2 separate regions of the Homo sapiens genome follow, and region 2 is linked to region 1. A link is a contact called in ENCODE Hi-C or POLR2A ChIA-PET data. All regions are on one chromosome and are shown on one strand. Each heading gives the region's core, a stretch centred on a gene start or an enhancer-like site at or near the end of the contact. The rest is flanking DNA. Distances are from core to core; before and after follow the strand shown. Region 1 holds the start of EFR3B (EFR3 homolog B). Region 2 overlaps EFR3B (EFR3 homolog B).

Region 1 (5,824 bases), core at 2,066-4,565:
CACACACCAAGCAGCTGGGTGTCCTCTAATGCAGTCTGACACTGAAAAGTAGTGTCAGATCCCACATTGGAGGGCTCAGTCCCCAAGACTGTTCCCCCAACACCAGTTGTAAGTCCAGACCTCCAGAACTTCTGACCAACTGGCTTCAAGTTGGGGTTCCCGTGACTCCCTCTTCGGGTTCAATTAATTTGCTGAAGTTGTTCAGAGGGACTGAAATTTACAAAGGTCAGAGATGGTAGAGGAAAGAGTATGGTAAGTGTGGTGTGCAAGCCCATCTAGTGGGAGCACAGTTGAGGAGGGAACAGGAGGTGGAAGCCAGGTGGGAAAGGAAGTCTGGGGCCCTGTTGGAAGGACCTTGAATGCTGTGTTGTTATGATAGACAGTTTTCCTCCATGATTCCTGGCTCATAACTCCCATAGCCCTTGTTACAGTCTTTTGTTGTAATATTGAGTGTGTTAGGCCACAGGAAACAGACTCTCTCCTTCTCCTGCCCTCCTTTCACCTGCCCCCAGGCAGGACTCTAATCTTTCCTGGACTTTCCAATGGTTGTTCTTAAGACCATTCCCAGAGAGGTTCCCACCCTATACCCCGGGGGAAGGAATGCTGACGTTATAAAGCTTTCATAAAAACCCAAGCGGACAGGGTTCAGGGAGCTTTGGGATAACTGAACACATCGAGGTTCCTGGAGGGTGGTGCCTGGGGGAGGGCTTGGAAGCCCTGTGCCCCTCCTCCCACACCTGAATTGTTTTTTCTTTTTCCCTTCATGAAACTCTTCCCTGCTCCTTGTATGTGCCTCCATAGTCATTATAAGATTTTATGATAATTTTTACATGTCTCCCCGCTCCTAAGTACCTTCCACAGTGTCTAGCATGTCATAGGGAGTGATTGGTAAATAGCTGATAGAAAGAACAAATTAAACTATCAGCCTTGTGAATTTTCTAAATAGAGGTCTGTACTTCTCATGCAGAATTGACTATGTTTTTTTCCTGCCCAGTAATTTTTTTTTTTTTTTTTTTTTTTTTTTTGAGACAGTGTCTCACTCTGTCGCCCAGGCTGGAGTGCAGAGGCACAATCTCAGCTCACTGAAATCTCCGCCTCCCAGGCTCAAGCGATTCTCCTGCCTCAGCCTCCCGAGTAGCTGGGACTACAGGCATGCACCACCATGCCCGGCTAATTTTTGTATTTTTAGTAGAGATGTGGTTTCACCATGTTGGCCAGGCTGGTCTTGAACTCCTGATCACAGGTGATCCACCTGCCTTGGCCTCCCAAAGTGCTGGGATTACAGGTGTGAGCCACCACGTCTGGCCTCAAGTAATGTTTTTATCAGTATTCATCTGGAATTCCCTGCTAGACCTTTCATTCTTTGAAGACAGACACTGCATTTCCTTCTGTACTGTAGACACCAATGTTTCATGAGTATATTTTGTGTTGAGCAGAATTGTGGGAAGGGAGTGTCTCTGGGTGATCATATCAAGCTAGAGCTGAGATTCTCCTTCCTGCTCCAGTTCAAGTCTGACTCTCAGTCAATCTTAAAGCCACCTGGCCTGGTCCTGGAACTGAAGAACAGAGACAGAGGTTATTTGTGAGATGCAGGGAGTGTGTGCCCGGGGTAGGGGGGTCTAGACTAAATGTGTGTTCCAGGAACCATCCCAGGGTTTCCCTTGGGGCTGGCATGCTGCTAAGAGAGTCAAAGAGGTCAAGGAAGAAGAAGAAAACCTGGAAACAGCAAGAGAGTGGGGCGCGGGCGGGAGGTGGAGGCCCAGGCCAGAGAAAAATAGGAAACATAAGTTTTGAGTGCAACAGACTGAGCACTGTTTCAAGAGTCTGGCAACCTGGATTCTTTCTCTGGCTCTGTTCCTGCCTTGAGCCATGAAGGAAGGAAAAAATATACATGAGTGCCCACTGTGTCATTTCATGTAGATTTTATTCCAGTTTCCCAACAGTCCTGCAGGAAGCTGGGGTTGAGAGAGTAGATCATTGGCCTACAGACACACAGCCCAGCCTAACAACATAAATTAACCTCTCAACGTTAAATGAAGTAAAATGAAGTTCAGTTCTTAAGTATCTTTAAGTTCCTTTCCTCTCTAACTTCTACTAGTAGAATATTTCTACCAGTAGAAAAAAACAAAAGAAAACCCAAACAACTCTCAACCATGGGCCAAGAGAAACTAAGAAATCGATATTGAAAGGCCAGGAGGGGCAGGAGAAGTGGCTCAGGCCTGTAATCTCAGCACTTTGGGAGGCCGAGGCGGGCGGATCACTTGAGGTCAGGAGTTCCAGACCAGCCTGGCCAACATGGTGAAATCCCTTCTCTACCAAAAAATACAAAAATTAGCCGGGCGTGGTGGCACGCACCTGTAGTCCCAGCTACTCTGGAGGCTGAGGTGGAAGAATCGCTTGAACCCAGGAGGCGGAGTTTGCAGGGAGCCGAGATAGTGCCACTGTACTCCACCCTGGGCGAGAGTGAGACTCCATGTCAAAAAAAAAAAAAAAAAAAAAAAAAAAAAAAAAAAAGACGGGAACGTGTGCAATGTAAAGAAGGCTGGATGAGAAGCCCAGGGAAGTCCTGAGCTAGCTTAGGAGAGATCTTCAGGTGTGGGCGTAGGCATGAGCCGCTGCCTCTCTGTGCCTGTTCCTCATAGGGTCACGGCAGGTGCAGAGCTGGAATTCAAGTCGGCGCTGGGGCTCAGCTGGAGAGGATCCTGGCGGCAAAGCTTGCGAATTACACATATAAATCAGGGAGAGGAAAAGCAAGCGGACTTCCTGCAGCCCTTGGGGGTTGGGAGTGGGGTGCGTTTCCTGCGTCCCTGACCCGGGAAGGACGCTGTTTGGTGGTAGCAAGCACCTAGCCAGAGAGTGGCTGGGCACCTAGCCAGAGAGTAGCTGGTAGGGCGCAGCTGAGGGCTGGAGGGCTTCATCAGAGAACGGCGCTCAGCTAAGGTACCTAGCCAGGAGAGGGTGGAAGTCATTCCCCAATTCCCATCCTTGCGCCCCCCGGCTTAGCCCACGCAGCCTGGACAGAACTGGAGGAGGGGTGCACCTGCAGCTCTCAGCGCCCCGGCTGACCTCGAGGACCCCAGGTTAGGGAGAGCTTCCGAGCGCTCCGACAGGAGCAGGGAGTTGGGGTGGGTAGCTCCGCAGGTGCACGCTGCGGCCCTTAGGGCGACAGCCTCGGAAAAGGCGCATCTCCGGCTGTGGGTTTCTCGGGGGCGGGGCGCAGGGGCGGGGCGGGGCGAGGGGCTCGCAGAGGCCTCGGGTTGGCCGAGCCGGGAGGGAGGAGCATTAGTATTAGCATAGCCCCCGCCCCCTGCGCGCAGCAGTGCCCAGCAACCCGAGCGGAGGCGGCCGCTGCAGCCCGGCGCTGAATGGGCTGGCGGCGCCCGGCTCCGTCCTGCCCGCGGCCGGCCCCCGCGTCTGCTCCCTCCCCGCCCGGGCCCCTGTCGGCCGCCGCCAGTCCCCGCCCCGACTGTGAATGAAAGGCGGGCGCCGCCGAGGGCTGGCTGGGAACGCCGCAGCGACGCCGGCCTCTCGAGAGGCGCGCGCCCCGCCGAGATGTACGGTAAGGAGGGCTCCGCGCCCGGGCCCGGGCCCGCGGGGGCGACTCCGCAAACTTCCCCGGCGCGGACCATTGTCCCCCTGCACGGCCCTGGCGCGGGGCCAGGCCGCTGACCTGGTGCCCGGCGGGGCTGTTGCGGTCGCTCTGTGCGCGCGCGTCTGCGCTGCGAGGACAAAGATGCCTCGGGCCGGGGACCCTGGGGTCCTCTCCAGGCCCGGCGCGTGCCGGTGCTGGGCGGTGGTCCTTCGGGGGGCGGAGGCTCAGGGGAAAGCGGGTCTCCCGGAGCCGAGCAGACCGGGAGTGCTGGAGGAGGTGGTCGTGTGGCAGCATTTGCGGAATTAACAAAAGCGGTTTGTGCCTGGGAGTTTTCTGTGGGAAGCCGGTCCAGGGCTGAGGGAGACGCCCGCGGCCGGTCGTCTGCGCGGCTCGGAGAAGGCGGGAGGCGGCGCCGGCGGCGCAGAGGCCCGGGGAGCAGCCAGTGGCCGAGTCTCGTCTCGCCCGCCTGAATGGACTCGGCCTCTGCCTGCCCCTGCCGCCCCGCGGGATCCAGGTTCACCAACTTCCAGATTTTCCCTCCGCAGTGATGAAGGGAGGAGACGCTGCTGAGAGGGTGCAGCACAGCCCTGACCTCTCCCCGCCTCCACCGCCATCCCCTCAACTGCCGTGCAACAGTTAGCCAGACCCTCACGATGCACGGCTCTGCTTGATCATTTGCTAGGACTCCCTCTGGTTTTGCAGGCAGTGTGGGTGAAGAAGAGAGAGCGCGTTGGGTCCCACATTGCAGCTCTGATGAATGGAGCACTGGAGACCTAGACCAGTCTAGGAATGGACTGCATTCCTGAGCCTGCAGCCCACCAAGGGCTGTGCGTGTGTGTGTGATCCCGGTAGACATAAGTCCATGAAAACCCAGGTCTCTGGCAGCTCTTCTAGTGCCAGCAAAATAATTGGAGCTGTGCTCACCTCCCACCCCCACTGCAAGGTAGGGGCTCAGGCTGCACTTGAGGGGTCAGTGTTTGGAGAAGAGTGCGTTCCCAATTTAACCCATCACTGAGGCTGCTCGGCTGCTCAGCTGCCTCGCTCCGCGAACAGACTGTGAGTCACAAAGTTTGTTAGAGGCAGAGGAAGCTGAGAGCCTGGTGGAAAGGCTCAGCAATTGGTGGGCCCCCCTACTGAGAGAGAGAGAGAGACTGACTCAACTTTTTCATCGGTCTCCTTCCCTGCCCAGTTGCTCAGAAATACGTTTGCATTTCTGATCCAGGGTGAGACATCAGCAGGTCCCCTCAGCAAGTACCATTTCTCTTGGACCAAGTGGGAGGAGGGGGAGGTTGGCCTGAGAGGCTGTGCTGCTGACCACTGGGGACTCTGGGGAAAGGTAAAAAGGCGGTTATGCTTTATAAGCCAGAGGTTGTGATATGTATGTATATATATAGGAGTATGTGTGTATTTTTTTACTCTCTCTGTTTTCCCCCTCTTCTTTTCTGCAGAGGTAGCAGCCTGAAGCTGCAGATCATTTGACAAAAGCATGTGACTGCAGGGGCACCTGCAGTGGGGAAGGAGTTAGGACAGGCTCATCAGAATGGGTCAGAATTAGGAACTGGGTTCTGCTGGGCTGCCTCATTGCATTTAGTCCAAGATAATTTGGTCGTTTACCCGAGATATCTGAAGGTGGGGGTCCCAGGCTGCCTCTGTTGTATGAAGCAAGACAAGGAAGAGCTGGATAGTCAGAAAGGTGAACTGGGGAATCAAAGCATCTGGGTGCTATTTTCAGACACATCTCAGGTTTTCATTTCTCTTTTATAATATATTTTTATTTCCCCAGATGCAAACAGATATGGTATTTACCCTGAATGATTCATAGAAAGATTGTAATGGAGGAATCCTCTGGGCAGTTGCCTGCAGCAAAGGAAAGTCACACCAAGCTTGGGTGGGAAATTACTACTGAGTTGCTGGGTGCAGAGTCTGATCTTAGGAGGTGTGGGAGGGAGCCCACTCCCCCTGGTGAGGACTCAACTGCTTGGATTTTCGTATATTCCTGACTTTCATGAAAAGAAAGGGTTCATGTGATATTTAAAATCATTTTCTCACCAGAAGTCAATAGAGTGATGAAAAAAAGTGAGTAAGGAGGTTTGGGGGCGGGGATCACAGAATTATAGACTTCTTATAATTGCAATTTTCCTCTTGTTTTACAAGTTATTTTTCCAGGGTGACAGAGTTAGATGGAACAGGGCACAATGAAAATGGGGGCCTCCTGGCACTGCGCTTCTCCCC
Region 2 (5,642 bases), core at 1,639-4,138, 87 kb after region 1:
CACATGATCTCAGCTCACTGCAACCTTTGCCTCCCAGGCTCAATCAGTACTTCCACCCCAGCCTCCTGAGTATCTGTGACTACAGGTGCGCACCACCATACCTGGCTAATTTCTTTCTTTTTTTTTTTTTTGAGACAGGGTCTTACTCTTTCGCCTAGGCAGGAGTGCAGTGGCATGATCTCCGCTTACTGTAACCTCCACCTCCTGGGTTCAAGCAATTCTTTCACCTCAACCTCCCGAGTAGCTGGGATTACAGGTGCCTGCTACCATGCCTGGCTAATTTTTGTATTGTTAGTAGAGACGGGGTTTCACCATGTTGACCAGGCTGTTCTCAAACTCCTGACCTCAGGTGATCCACCCACCTCGGCCTCCCAAAGTGCTGGGATTACAGGCGTGAGTCACCGCGCCCGGCCTAATGTTTTAATTTTTTGTAGAGATGAGATTTTGCCATGTTGCCCAGGCTGGTCTCGAACTCCTGAGCTCAAGCTATATACTGGCCTTGCCTCCCAAAGTGCTGGGGTTACAGGTGTGAGCCACTGTGTCTGGCTGCCTTTTATTTCTTACCTTTTGACTCATTGATTCCACTCATGGCAATGACTTGAAACATAGTAAAATATTTCATACAATGATGCCCATCATAGCATTATTATAAAAGTGAAACGTTTGGCCAGGCACGGTGGCTCACACCTGTAATCCCAGCATTTTGGGAGGCTGAGGCGGGTAGATCATGAGGTCAGGAGTTCAAGACCAGCCTGACCAACACGGTGAAACCCTGTCTCTACTAAAAATACAAAAATTAGCCGGGCATAGTGGCACATGCCTGTAATCCCAGCTACTCAGGAGGCCAAGGCAGAAGAATTGCTTGAACCCGGGAGGCAGAGGTTGCAGTAAGCCAAGATCGCACCATTGCACTCCAGCCTGGGCGACAGAGCCAGACTCCACCTCAAAAAAAAAAAAAAAAAAAAAAAAAGCAAAACATTTGGAAACAACTTAAATGACTAATAGTCACTAGTTTAGAAAGGTCTTATGATAGTCTATCAGGCAACCATTCAACATGTTTATGAAGAGTTAATGACATAGGAAAATGCATAGAATGTATGTGAAAAAAGCCAATACAAATAAAATATGCAATAGGTTCTTAATTCTGTTATATATTATGCACAGAAGAAAGGAATTACATCAAAATGCCAATAACAGTTATGTTTGATAACAAAGATAACAGTGGTAGTGGTGGTGGTAGTGGTAAATCTTCTCTTCTCTATACTTTTCTATGATTAGTATGTATTATTTTATAACCAGAAAAAAGGTTTTATAAAAAAGAAAGAAAGAAACTTCAGTCTGAAATAAATGGCTAGTAAAGAGGGCTCCCTCCCACAGAGCTGTGCTGACCCTGGGTTCACATAGCAGGGACTGGGGGTGTACAAAAGGGGCTCCTGCTGTGCTGTTACTCAGTTTCCCCTCTGGTTAACCCTAGCTCCAAGCCGACACCCCTTTGTGCCCAGAGAGCCTGCAGCTCTGTGCCTCTCCCTCTGGATCCGCCTCCCCCTGCCCCCGCAAGTTGCTCACAGCCTCGGATTCTGCTTCATCAGTTCTTGGCAGCGTTTTGAGCTCTTACATCTTGGGCCCAAGCTGGAACAACCCCAGCTAAGTACTAAAGATGGGGAGCTGGAGCATCCAGCACCCTAGGGCTGGAGCCCAGATGGTACCAGGGCAAGGGCAGCCTGGGAGTCTCCAAGATGATTAAAAAGACATGGCTTCCTGGGCTCATGTCTGCCAGCACCAGGAGGTCTCATGAGAGTAGCAGCTGGTCTCCATTCTGCCTTCTGATGGACAAATGTATCCCTGACTCCTAAGCTGTGCTCTTCTCTTAGCCACCGAAGCTGGACTTCTCAGGGCTAGAGGACTTCCGAGTCCCACTTCACCCTTTTCCTTACAGAATTCGAATGTCAGGCATCAAAGGCCTGCAAGGGGTGGTGAGGAAGACGGTGAATGATGAACTGCAGGCCAATATCTGGGACCCACAGCACATGGATAAGATCGTTCCATCACTGCTTTTCAATCTACAGCATGTAGAGGAGGCAGAGAGGTAAGCAGGCCGGGATGGGGCAGGACAGTAGATATAATCAACCCTCCAAGGGCTGCTTGGGAACCACATGGTTTGGGTTGGTCAGTAAAACTCAGCTACAAGGCCAGGGACATGGCTTTGTGGCTTGTTCTGCAGTGAGTCCAAAGCTGGCTCCCTAGAAGCCATGGGTCTGACTTTGTGCCAGCCCACAGTGTCCCTTAACATGTGCGTTACCGAAGGAGGACAGTGTTGGTGCTGGGCTCCCTGGTGGGTAAATCTGTTGGTAATAACACACAGAACCAAGAGTCTGGTTACCTTTGTCTCCCTGGAAGCAGGGCCAAGGAGGCTTTAAGATGCCTTTTGTGGGCCGGGCGCGGTGGCTCACGCCTGTAATCCCAGCACTTTGGGAGGCTGAGGCGGGCAGATCACGAGGTCAGGAGATCGAGACCATCCTGGCTAACACGATGAAACCGCGTCTCTACTAAAAAAAAATGCAAAAAAATTAGCTGAGCGTGGTGGCGGGCGCCTGTAGTCCCAGCTACTCGGGAGGCTGAGGCAGGAGAACGGGAGCCCGGGAGGCAGAACTTGCAGTGAGCCGAGATCGCGCCGCTGCACTTACAGCCTGGGCGACGGAGCGAGACTCCGTCTCAAAAAAAAAAAAAAAAAAAAAAAAAAAAAAAAAAAAAAAAAGATGCCTTTCATGGCTCCGATCACTGCGGACTTTCCATCTGGACCTTCCTTCCTCTGTTGCTTCCTGATGCTATTTCAGGCCCTGAAAACGTGCATGCTTGACCAGCCCGCAGCCACTCAGTAAGAGCTTGCAGATACTGGGTTTTAATCCTGGATCCCCTAAGCATGGGATTCATTCCTGTCCCTGCACCCTCATTTTTCCCCTCGGTGAAATGGAATGGGGAGAAAGGCCCACGTTGCTGTCCCACCTGGGCTATCTGTGCACTAGGCTAGTTAGGTCGGTTGATCCCAGGCTACTAGAGCTAGACTCGGGTCGACGGGGGCGGGGGCGGGGGCGGGGGCGGGGGCGGGGCGTGGGGTGGGGCGTGGGGTGGGGTGGGGTTCGTATGCCATCTGGTGGCTGTTTCTGGAATAGCATCTCACTGACAAGCTGCTGTGGTCTCTGGGCTGGGAGTCCTCCGGCTCCTGTTCTGTCCAGATGTGGGCCCACTCCCTGTGACTTGAGTATCATTGACTCTTGCCTGAGCCAACCACTGTGCCTTTCCTTTTCCCTCCCTCTCTTTCCTCTCCTTTCTTCCACTTCTGTTTTGTTTTTTGCCTCCCTTTCCTATCTTCATCTCCCATCTCCTTTTCCTTCTGAAGTCTTAGGTGCATCAAGACACACATGTTCTACACCTCACCTGGCCCATGGGGCTCAGAGCATCCTTCCCACAGTGGTACATCTGGAAATCTTTAAGGATTTCCAGAAAAAGAACTTTATCTTTTCTTCTCCGGTCTTCCCCCACTTCCCCCAGTGGGGGCTTCTTTACCCCCATTTAATTTCTGACAGCTGTGACGCCTCCCCTATTGCCTAGTGCAACCCATGTCAAATTCCTGCTTGTCTTGTGTGGATGAAACACGGAAAGCCGGGATTGTACAGAGCCTGACCCCAGCCTGCATGCCACCCTCTACCCATGTGCCTCTGTCTCCCCAGCCGGTCTCCCTCACCCCTCCAAGCACCTGAGAAGGAGAAAGAGAGCCCCGCGGAGCTGGCTGAGAGGTGTCTTCGGGAGCTGCTGGGCCGGGCTGCCTTTGGCAACATCAAAAACGCCATCAAGCCTGTTCTCATGTGAGTGCCCCCACCCACTGCCTTGGCCCCAGCCTTCAGCCTGGATGTGTTTCAGGTCCCTGGCATCTCCTGGCTGGCTGGGGGGAAGGGGATATTACAGTTGTGGTGCCGCAGCCGAGTCGATCCCTTCCCTGTGCCTGTGTTCCCTGCACTGTGACAGCAAAAGCTGCCACAGGGTGGCCAACTGCTGCCAGTAGGAAGGCACCCAACGCTAAGCAAAGGTGCCCAGCTTCACCACACACATCCACAACTGCAGAGCGCTGTCCTTGGCCTCTCTCCAGCACTGGACTGGGACTACCCCAAGGCCCTTCAGGCTTCACTTCCTCACCCGGGAACTGTGCGAGGGGCTCTGAGAAGGTGTCCCTCTGCCTCCAAGCTAATCTCTTCTCCCTAACACTGCCGGGAGTTTCATAGTTGTTCCCCCACGTTTTCTCCCTCACAGCCATCTGGATAACCATTCTCTTTGGGAACCCAAGGTGTTTGCCATCCGTTGCTTTAAAATCATCATGTACTCAATTCAGGTATGGTGGCTCCCCTGGGCCAGCCGGATCCCAGGACAAAGGCCTCTCTAGAAGCTAGACGGGTGCTAAAATAGAAAGCCAGAAGTCCCCTGTGACTCCTCCGAAGCCCCCAGTTGCCGAAACCAGTGCTGCTTAAGCTAGCTGTGGAGAAGGGCCGGCTGATTTTATTTCCAGTACATCACAGACCAATACTTTTATAAAATACAATTAAAACAAATAATTTCTAGAAAAATTAAATAAAAAACTCATGCAAAATGCAAGCCTACAGATCACACCCTTGGCTGCTACAGCATTGACAAATTGTTTACTAAACACTGACTTTCCATCCCATCCTTATCTCAGTGTAAACCAATATCAGACCTATCTTGAATGGGCACCAGCCCAGGGGCCCCACTTTAGGCAGCACTGGACTAAGCCATGTGGCCTCCCGTGGCTCTTGCCGGAAAGACCTGAAGAAATGAAAGGAAGACCCTATTTTAAAATGGTCTTTTGACCAATTTTGAAGTAAAAGGGCCCTGGAAAACTGTCAGCTGAGGCCTCCACTGGGATTTGGCTCTTTGTTGGAGGGAGAAGGGAAGGATCCAGTAAAGGGCACGAGGTGTCAGTGCCAACTGCAGTGCCCGGGGCCTTGGAACGTCCCTTTAGTTTACCCCCGCCTTTGGGTGCCAGGAGAGGGCTGCGCAGCCCAGGGACCCCGTGGGGTTGCTGTCCAGGCCCAGCTCATCTTCCTCCCGCAGCCGCAGCACTCACACCTGGTCATCCAGCAGCTCCTGGGCCACCTGGACGCCAACAGCCGCAGCGCTGCGACGGTGCGCGCGGGCATCGTGGAAGTCTTGTCGGAAGCCGCGGTCATCGCTGCCACCGGCTCTGTGGGTAAGGGGCATGGCTAGGGCCTGAGGGCCGGGGACCCCGCGGAGGCTGCCGCCTCTTACAGAGAGAGGCAAGGGACAACAGGGAGGGGTCGGAGTCCGTTTTCCTCGGGAGAAGTCCGCCAGGAAGTTGGGAGCGCAGAGGAAGCCCAGGCTGGAAGGGGGCGTGACCCTGCCCTGCCTGCGCGCGGTGCACAGAGGAGGAGGGTGCCAGCCTTGGATCTCGGGTGTCCCGCCCCACCGCTCTCAGGGCCCACAGTACTGGAGATGTTCAACACGCTGCTGAGGCAGCTGCGGCTCAGCATCGACTACGCGCTGACCGGGAGCTACGACGGGGCGGTCAGCCTCGGCACCAAGATCATCAAGGAGCACGAGGAGCGCATGTTCCA

The links. A loop is a pair of places that touch in the nucleus more often than their neighbours do. ChIA-PET counts read pairs that join two places held with the same protein, here RNA polymerase II (POLR2A). Pooled maps may share reads with other maps.
Region 2: a loop to region 1 is called in a map of dorsolateral prefrontal cortex, with 5 times the contacts of the local background. The contact joins the enhancer-like site here to the promoter of EFR3B in region 1. A Hi-C loop is called at or near these places in 46 of 168 maps with a recorded cell type or tissue (B cell, CD14-positive monocyte, CD4-positive, alpha-beta T cell and 30 more), 16 of 37 single-sample maps with no recorded cell type and 44 of 50 pooled maps. POLR2A ChIA-PET finds 5 or more read pairs at or near these places in 9 of 52 experiments (A549, Caco-2, GM12878 and 6 more).

What each region holds. Positions count from the first base shown.
Region 1 is chr2:25,038,761-25,044,584 of GRCh38, forward strand. It overlaps EFR3B (EFR3 homolog B), which reads left to right and starts at 3,316. Exons shown (of 23, transcript NM_014971.2): 1 at 3,316-3,559. The coding sequence starts at 3,553. It overlaps DNAJC27-AS1 (DNAJC27 antisense RNA 1), which reads left to right. Exons shown (of 3, transcript NR_034113.1): 3 at 1-934. RefSeq lists enhancers at 2,324-3,273, 3,274-4,222 and silencers at 3,180-3,799, 3,930-4,009, 4,120-4,249, 4,580-4,709.
Region 2 is chr2:25,126,247-25,131,888 of GRCh38, forward strand. EFR3B (EFR3 homolog B) reads left to right here. Exons shown (of 23, transcript NM_014971.2): 6 at 1,937-2,086; 7 at 3,729-3,863; 8 at 4,306-4,384; 9 at 5,122-5,257; 10 at 5,504-5,642. Among named protein-coding and RNA genes, the nearest start is that of POMC, 40 kb to the right of the region's middle. RefSeq lists a silencer at 5,054-5,348. Within about 2 kb of position 2,889, at least 3 of the 41 ENCODE cell types and tissues checked have a DNase peak (open chromatin) inside an H3K27ac peak, as active enhancers do; they include dorsolateral prefrontal cortex, where a contact is called at or near this core.